3 separate regions of the Homo sapiens genome follow, and all the other regions are linked to region 3. The links are chromatin contacts, found by Hi-C or POLR2A ChIA-PET in ENCODE. All regions are on one chromosome and are shown on one strand. The core of a region is the stretch at or near the end of the contact, and the rest is flanking DNA. Distances in the headings are between cores, read along the strand shown.

Evidence for each region. Hi-C counts contacts between places; a loop is a spot of excess contacts on that map. ChIA-PET counts read pairs that join two places held with the same protein, here RNA polymerase II (POLR2A). Pooled maps may share reads with other maps.
Region 1: a map of PC-3 shows a loop between it and region 3 (4-fold over the local background). The contact joins the enhancer-like site here to the promoter of SLC66A3 in region 3. A Hi-C loop is called at or near these places in 8 of 168 maps with a recorded cell type or tissue (B cell, CD14-positive monocyte, PC-3 and 4 more), 1 of 37 single-sample maps with no recorded cell type and 4 of 50 pooled maps. POLR2A ChIA-PET finds 5 or more read pairs at or near these places in 8 of 52 experiments (A549, B cell, CD8-positive, alpha-beta memory T cell and 5 more).
Region 2: a map with no recorded cell type shows a loop between it and region 3 (6-fold over the local background). The contact joins the enhancer-like site here to the promoter of SLC66A3 in region 3. A Hi-C loop is called at or near these places in 2 of 37 single-sample maps with no recorded cell type and 6 of 50 pooled maps. POLR2A ChIA-PET finds 5 or more read pairs at or near these places in 2 of 52 experiments (CD4-positive, alpha-beta memory T cell and naive thymus-derived CD4-positive, alpha-beta T cell).

The regions. Positions count from the first base shown.
Region 1 is chr2:11,202,315-11,205,014 of GRCh38, reverse strand. All of the region lies in intron 20 of ROCK2 (Rho associated coiled-coil containing protein kinase 2), which reads left to right. Among named protein-coding and RNA genes, the nearest start is that of SLC66A3, 48 kb to the right of the region's middle. RefSeq lists a silencer at 1,218-1,512. Within about 2 kb of position 1,359, at least 5 of the 41 ENCODE cell types and tissues checked have a DNase peak (open chromatin) inside an H3K27ac peak, as active enhancers do; they include CD14-positive monocyte, PC-3 and endothelial cell of umbilical vein, where a contact is called at or near this core.
Region 2 is chr2:11,103,718-11,106,417 of GRCh38, reverse strand. It overlaps FLJ33534 (Putative uncharacterized protein FLJ33534), which reads left to right. Exons shown (of 9, transcript NR_040080.1): 8 at 756-1,101. Among named protein-coding and RNA genes, the nearest start is that of FLJ33534, 27 kb to the left of the region's middle. RefSeq lists enhancers at 972-1,471, 2,280-2,429, 2,450-2,619, 2,630-2,700. Within about 2 kb of position 1,422, at least 3 of the 41 ENCODE cell types and tissues checked have a DNase peak (open chromatin) inside an H3K27ac peak, as active enhancers do.
Region 3 is chr2:11,154,164-11,156,863 of GRCh38, reverse strand. SLC66A3 (solute carrier family 66 member 3) reads right to left here and starts at 1,397. Exons shown (of 7, transcript NM_152391.5): 1 at 1,175-1,397. The coding sequence starts at 1,317. It also overlaps a transcript of CIMIP5 not described here. RefSeq lists silencers at 981-1,220, 1,331-1,810.

The sequences.
Region 1 (2,700 bases), core at 110-2,609, 48 kb before region 3:
CCTACATACATAGAGATTAAAGTTTTTCCCACCCCCTTTGCAAGTAAATAACCAAGTATCACTAAACATTTGAGGAAAGCCTGCAATCTGAAAGAGGAAGATTATGATAATGAAAGAGGAAAAGTGCCCCCGGAGGAAACATATATCAAGGAGTAGAAGAGAACTGCTAAAAGTTCTGGAAAAACAAAAGCACTGTAAAAAGCTACTGGTAATTAGTATTGATCAAAGATTTCAGGAGATACTGCTTCCATTAATTGAGAACCAGACACAATGTAAAAGGAACAGCCAGAATAGGAACGAGCTCTTGAAGATGAATAATTACTGCCAATATAAATTTGTTGGAAGGGTTCAAAGTCAAAGAAATTTCCTAAAATGTAGAACAAAAGAAGAAATGTCATGGAAGGTTTGAAAGACGTAAGTAAGGCCCAGAGGGACTGTTCTAGGAGATCTAGCACCCAGCGAATAAGAATTCCAGCAAGAACTAAAAACCAAGAGGAGGAAATTAAAGAAATAATAGAGAAGAATTTCCCCTAGCTGAAGGAGAAATGTCTTTAGACTGAAGGGACTCAGCATATAAATGAAAAAAGATCTATATCTAGACATATTCTCATGAAATTTCAAAAACAATGACAGGATAGGAGTGTTAGAGTTCTCATCTAGTAAACCGGGGAGATTATAGTTTGTGGTTGCTATAAGAGGGAAATGGGGGGTTCATTATACCACTTAGATGAGTGATACAACTATATTGGGAGGTGGGGAGAGGTTGGGGAAGGCAAGAGAGCTAAATTCAAGTCTGACAACAGGGAATGGGCAAATAATATCTAAAACTTATGAGATGTGGAGGTAACCACCAAAAGATAAAACACAAATGAAACAGTTATTTCTTCTAGGCGAATAGGATTAGTAGGGGTGGAGAGGTGTCAAATGAGGAGACTTCTACTTCTCATTGTAATTTCTTCCTTCTGTTCTGTACTCCTCATTTGTAATCATGTAATTACATGGTTCTTTCTGAAATAATACTTTCTGAAAATTACTTTTCTTAAATACCTAATAAATATTAGGTTATAAAAGTTACATATAAATGAAAGATATCAGCTCTTGAAGAAGGTCCTGATGTTAAAATTATACTGTGGTTTGCTACAAGTGGGCTTAGCTGACAGTGATCGGACAGTTTTAAAACTTGACCTTTCATATATTTGTTAAATTGCATCTCTCACATCTTTGACTCATGGAGAAATAAGAATCATGAATTCTCTACAGTATACTCATCAACAATAAAATACAGAAATGACACAGTTAAGTGACATTGAGTCATAACTTCCCTTTTTACCCACAAGTTTAAGAGCCAGTGAGTAAACAAAGTGACCAAATTATGTTAAATGGGAATGAGGATAAACCTCCTAAGCAGTATACGAACTGAAGAGACTAGGGTTAAATCACGTGCTCCCTCTGAGTCTTCCTGCATTGTAGTTTTTAAAAATACCCAAGTGGTGTTCATATAGCTTCCCATTGTAAAATACTTGACTACATTTAAAAAAAAAAGCAGTACGTAAGCTCTCCTTCATGAATGCAGACATTTTCCTCTCTCCAGAGGTAACATATCAACAATTTGTTATTTCTCCTTCCAGACTGTTTTCTGTGCCTTTATCTATATATCTGAACAAATATATGTGAGGTTGAGTTTTCTGTACATTTGATTCTATTTTTTGCTTGTTTTTAAATTATATCATACAAATTGTATTGTTCTCCAACTTGCTTTATTCCTCCTTAGTTTTGGTTTCGGATAACTATAATTTTTATGTTTTTAAAATAAGGCCAGAATTTAATGTACCATTTCAACCCAGCTTCTTAAATGGGTTGTTGGGCTTGCTTTTATTTTATTTATTATTTTATTCCTTTATTGAAGATTAACATAATACAGAAAAAGTACACAAATACTAAGTGTGGAGCTGAGTGAATTTTTACAAAGTATACAAATCTGTGCAGCCACCATCCATGTTTAGATCTAAAGCCAGCACTTCTCGCCTCCCCAGAAGCCCCCTCCCAGGCATTCTGCACTCCCCACTGAGATCACCAGATTTGAGGTGCTCTTTGGATTCTACTTGTTGGCATAAATGGCTGATCACAGTGTCTGTATGTGAATGTGTGATTCAATGTTGATTTAGTATAACACTGGTCTCAGAACCCCTTTATACTCTTAAAAAAATTATCAAGGGTTCTGCCGGGTGCAGTGGCTCACGCCTGTAATCCCAGCACTTTGGGAGGCTGAGGTGGGCAGATCACAAGGTCAGGAGATCGAGACCATCCTGGCTAACACGGTGAAACCCCGTCTCTACTAAAAATACAAAAATTAGCCAGGTGTGGTGGCAGGCGCCTGTAGTCCCAGCTACTCGGGAGGCTGAGGCAGGCGAATGGCGTGAACCCGGGAGGCGGAACTTTTAGTGAGCCCAGATCGCACCACTGCACTCCAGCCTGGGCGACAGAGTGAGACTCCGTCTCAAAAACAAAAATAATAATAATTATTATTATTATTATCATCAAGGGTTCCAAATGAGTTTTTGTTTACGTTTGTTATATCTAATGATTTGTATTGTGTTAGAAATTAAAACTGAGAAAACTTTAAAACACAGGAACACACAAACACGTTATTTTAGCCATCAGAATGATGTAATTACAAGTCATGTGGCCTCAGGAAAAGTA
Region 2 (2,700 bases), core at 173-2,672, 50 kb after region 3:
AGGCTGGAGTGCAGTGGTGCGATCTTGGCTCACTGCAACCTCTACCTCCCAGGTTCAAGCAATTCTCATGCCTCAGCCTCTCGAGTAGCTGAAATTACAGGGGCCCACCACACCTGGCTAATTTTTGTATTTTTAGTAGAGACAGGGTTTCACCATGTTGGCCAGGCTGGTCTCAAACTCCTGACCTCAAGTGATCTGCCCTCCTCGGCCTCCCAAAGTGCTGGGATTACAGGTGTGAGCCACCACGCCCAGCCTCTCTTTTCAGTTGTCTTGATTTCTTAGGTGTTTTTGCATTTGACCTGTGCCGAGGCTCTCACGTTCTTTCACTTTCCCTGGTTAGAAATTTTCTAGTTCTCAAAGTGTAAACCTAACTAAATTGACCCAAAGGTTTTTACCCTCCCTCTCTTATCTGAAGATTGGAAATCCTGTGATGTGAGGAATATGGTCACAGAATTCATAAATTAAAGTTGAAGTAACTTTGGCAGACCAGTCAGATGAGCTGGTGAAGACCCAGGACTGATCTGATCAAAAAAATCAGCCCCCCATGTGGAATGAATAGGGTTCAGGTGAAACCTCCAGACCAGAAAAGGGGAGAGGGAGGGTCCTAACTCCCAGGCCGTGTGCTAAACACGGTACAGATCCACAGCCACCAAAAGTATCAGGCATTGTATTGTGGCCCGAGTAGTACTGGGGATAGCTGCCTCCAACTAGTTTAGTAACCTATGGAGCTCAATAGTTGTTCATTTCACAATCAGGTGCCTGCCTCCCTGCTGCGCCTGGCCACGTGGAAACCCCTGTAGCTCCCTGGCTGTGCAGGAGCAGCCACAGTGTGCCCCTCCCAGGACCACCATCCCCCTCACTGTCTCTGAGGCACCTGCGTGGACCGGGTCTGGATTGAGTCTCATTTCTCTGGATTCCCACGGCAGCCGGCGGCTGCCTCTCCCACACCCGTCACTCTGTGTCATGGAAAGCTGTGTGTTTGTCTTCATTCCCACCGAGTCTGAGCCACTCGAGGTCAGGGCCATGACCGTGAGCTACACGTCCTTGGCGCCCAGTGTGAGCCGTGTACAGTAGAGGCTGACTGACGTCTTGGAGGCAGAAGTGAGTACATAACTGACAATTGCTTAAAGTCGGCCGGGCCAAGGTTTACAGACCGGGAGGATCATCAGACGCGGGTGGGGCACAGTGGGGTGGGGGGAGGTTCCCAAGGCTGCTCATCAATGGAGTCTGGAGATGGCTGCCTAGGGGTAGCCTCTGAAACGTTCTGGAACAACCTCGTCCTGTCACAGCGTGGCTATGAGGGGACCCTCACCTGGAGGCCTTGGGTGATGTGTTAGTTTCACAGCCACACATCAGCATGGGCCTGTGTCCCCCAGGCCACACGTCGGCATGGGCCTGTGTCCCCCAACCCACGTGTCAGCATGGGCCTGTGTCCCCCAACCCACGCTTCAGCATGGGGCATGTCCCCCAGGCCATGCGTCGGCATGGGCCATGTCCCCCAACCCACGCGTCAGCATGGGCCCCGTGTCCCCCAACCCATGCTTCAGCATGGGGCATGTCCCCCAGGCCACGCGTCAGCATGGGCCATGTCCCCACATAGGTGAGTCCCTGATGCAGGTTGGGTCCCCGGGGAAGCTCACTCAGAGACAGAAGAGTGTTTATTGGTGGCGGGGCAGTGCTCTTGGGTTTAGGGTCTGTGAAGGGAGAGAAGGAAAGCCAGTGGGGTAGAGGGAGTCGTCGGGCAGTGATGCCCTAACCGCTGGTCCCTGGGGAAGCTCTGGAGCTGGCACACCCCTTCAGGGTTGTCCCGAGTGGAGCCTGGGGCCAGGCCTTTATCCACAGTGTGGGCCGCCACCAGGTGCAGGTGCCCAGGAGGGGCGTGTTATGGGTTGAATTGTGTCCCTCCAAAAAGATACATTCAAGTCCCAAGCCCCGCTACGTGTGAATGTGACAAATCCACTGTAGAAACCAGCATTCAGATCTCAGGTCTGCACAGCTGAAATCAGCATTCAGATCTCAGCTCTGCACAGCCGAAACCAGCATTCAGATCTCAGGTCTGCACAGCCGAAACCAGCATTCAGATCTCATCTCTGCACAGCTGAAACTAGCATTCAGATCTCATCTCTGCACAGCCGAAACCAGCATTCAGGTCTCAGGTCTGCACAGCCGAAACCAGCATTCAGATATCATCTCTGCACAGCCGAAACCAGCATTCAGATCTCATCTCTGCACAGCCGAAACCAGCATTCAGATCTCAGGTCTGCACAACCAAAACCAGCGTTCAGATGTCAGCTCTGCACAACCACAACCAGCATTCAGATGTCAGCTCTGCACAACCACAACCAGCATTCAGATCTCAATTCTGCACAACTGTGATCACTATTGAGAGCAGTGACTGTTACATGGATTTAGAGACACGTTGTGGGGGTTATACGACCACGTATTACTGTGCAAAAAGACGTCACTCAAGCCCATTAGTGCAGAGGTTCCTTTAACTGTGGAGGATTAAATCAAGGAATCAGAGATTGTTTACGCCGGAAGGGACTTTGAGGTGTTCACTTAATTGGAAAGCAGGTCATCGTGGGCCCTCCATGGGTGTTGGTATCCACTGAAACTCCAAATCCCATCCAGGGGAGGCTGACACAGGCACCAGGTGTAAGGCCCCACCCCAGCCGGGCTCACCTCTGCGGGCAAGCCTGG
Region 3 (2,700 bases), core at 148-2,647:
TGGTGGCACCAACCTGAAACGCATGCTGCCCACCTCCCCTGGGTGCCTCTCAACCCTGCCATCCAGCCTGGGACCCCCCCCTCCCCACCCCGCAGGGTAGAGTCACTCACAAGCCTGGAAGAGGTCACAGTCCCTCCCACTGCAAGCCTTTCCCAAAAATTTCCCCTCAAAGCCCCCTATTGGATGACTGTGCCCAGGGCCGGGCTCCATAGGGCCGGCGCGGGGTCCAAAGCCTGAGTGGGACCCCTCACCCTCCCACACCTGAGGTCTCCTCTTTCTCCCCCGCACCCCTTGGCTTCTTCCCATCCTGTATGCCGCACCCCCCACCCCGCCCACCAGGAAGGCTTGTGTGGAGGACCAGGCTTCAGACCCCACTGGGTGATGGCGGGGGGCAAAGGGGAAGGCCTGGCCTGGCCAGGGGGAAGGGGCGAGACCACTAGGTTGAGGTATGTGTTTTCCTATTGTTGGGGCTCAAAAATGATACCCCAAAAGTTTGGCGCTCTGGCATGATGAATACTTTGAATAGGAAAGCCTTAGAAGCTGCCTCAGAATCAAGGATTTAACGACCTTTCCGTCACCCCTTCCCAACTGCAGAGACTCTCCAACTTCCTTACAGATGACTAAGGAAACTTCTTTCTACAAGAAATGCAATTGTCTTAAGACCCTCTCCCAAGGAATCTCATTAAATAACCAGGAAAGATTCCCCACCAATCACCGGGAGAAGAGAAGAGATTCATACATTCTTAGTTCAACCCCTTATTTCACAGGTGAGGAAACCGAGGCCCGAGAACGAGGTTGACGGTGCGTGGTGAGTTTAGGGACAATGAATATGACAGCCTCGAGGTGCAAATGGCCTTGCTCAGGGCCAGCAGGTTTTGTCACTAGCGCACCAAGGGCTGCCTCCGCTGGGTCTGTTTTCTCATCTGTAAAATGGGCGTGCGCAATCAATTCGTGCCACGCGGGGCTTGGTGAGAAACAATGTACGCGGGTGGCGGGTGGCCGTGGGAAGAGCACCCCGAGCCCCTAGGCTCCCTAGTTCACCCTCGGCCGCCCAGCTGCGACGCCGGCGCGCGGGGATCATCCCCGCCCTACTTCGAGCCGAGGCTCTCCTGGGCTCCCAGCCGGCAGCAGCTGCGAGGGGGCAGGAGGCAGCCCCGGCCGCCCCGGGCCTTACCCTGCCAGCTCCAGAAGTAAACTCGGAAGGCTGAGGCCCCGCGCGCTGCGCGCCGCTAGCACAGCGGAGATCTGCGGCAGCTTCAGCGCGGCGCACACGCCCAGCGTGCTCCAGTTACACAGCCCCAGCAGCGCCGCCTCCATAGCGCCACGGGCGCGGGCACCTGGGCGGCCGCAGCGAGAAGGGACCGCTCAGCCTCGGCGGCGCAGCTCTGCCGAAGCCTTCCGCCTTCCCGGGATCCGCCCGGGACCACCCGGCCAGGGCCCGCCCCTCCGCGCGCCGCCAGGCCCCGGACCCGCCTCGCTCCGCCCCTCCCCTGGACGCACCCCGCCCCCGGGCCCGCCCCGCCCCTCCCGCCCGGGCCCGCCCCGCCCCGCCCCTCCCGCCCGGGCCCGCCCCGCCCCCTGGCCAGCCTCATCTCGCCTCGCCTACGGGCCCGCCCGGGCTCGCTCAGTCCTCGGACTACCCTCATCTCGCCCCGCCCCCAGATTCGCCCCCTCCCGGTCGGCCTCACCTAGCCCAATCCCGTGGCCAACCTCGCCTCGCCCCGCCCCTCCTCGCCCCGCCCCTCCCCTCCTAGCCCCGCCCCGGGCGACAGTCCCACCCTGGCCTGCGGGCTCCACCAGCAGCTGCTTCGCATTTCCGCGTTCTTGCCACCCGATAGTTTAGCCGCCGCCGGGAGCCGCCCTGGAAGTCCGGCTTTTCCACGGGTTGGGTGGACCGAGAGGCAAATGGCCCCGGGGGATGGGCCATTCTGCCGGGATTTTTCCCTCCCTGCAAGTGTTTTAGTTTCTCTCACTAAGCATTTCAGGAGTTAAAGCCTCCTGCTTAAGGGCTGAGTGCACCCTCCCGACTTACAGGTGGGGAACCAGGCTGGAGAGACTTTCTGGGACCAGAGCCCCAGGGTCGCCTCATTTGTGCCCTTTCAGAGCACGCGGCCTGTCTCCAGCCTGGGACTGAAGGCTTCCCTCCTAGCGGCGTGGGCCCTGAGGGGCCACCGGAAGCCTTGAACTTGAGCACTTCACAGTGAAACTGTTTCTTAAGGATTTCTCCTGATAAAGTAACTTGGACGTGGCCGTCTAAGCCACAAACTGAGGGAAAGGGAAGGACGCATTTTCCAACCTCTGAAAATCGCCTGTGTATTAGGGCCTGGTTATGAAGCAGGCAAAAAAGCACCAAAATGCAATGCCAGAATCCACGATCCCTGGTTTTGTGCCATAAATCTCAGCCGGGAAGTGTGAGGGACGGGAGCTGGGTCAGCTTCGGAGTTCGGAATTCTGGCCGAGGCTCTTTCTCTCCAGCCTCACCGGCCCATCACCTCCGCCTATGGAAAAAAAAAAACAGGTGCTGAGTCCTGCCTCCCAAGTCTAAATGAGAAAAGGATGTTCAGAAGGGAACCCTTAAAGGAAACGGCTTGGACCTGCCCTGGCTAGATCGATACTGATCGTTATTGACCCCGCGAAGCGGGAAGATTGCTTGAGGCCAGGAGTTCAAGACCAGCCTGAGCAACATAGGGAAACCCCCGC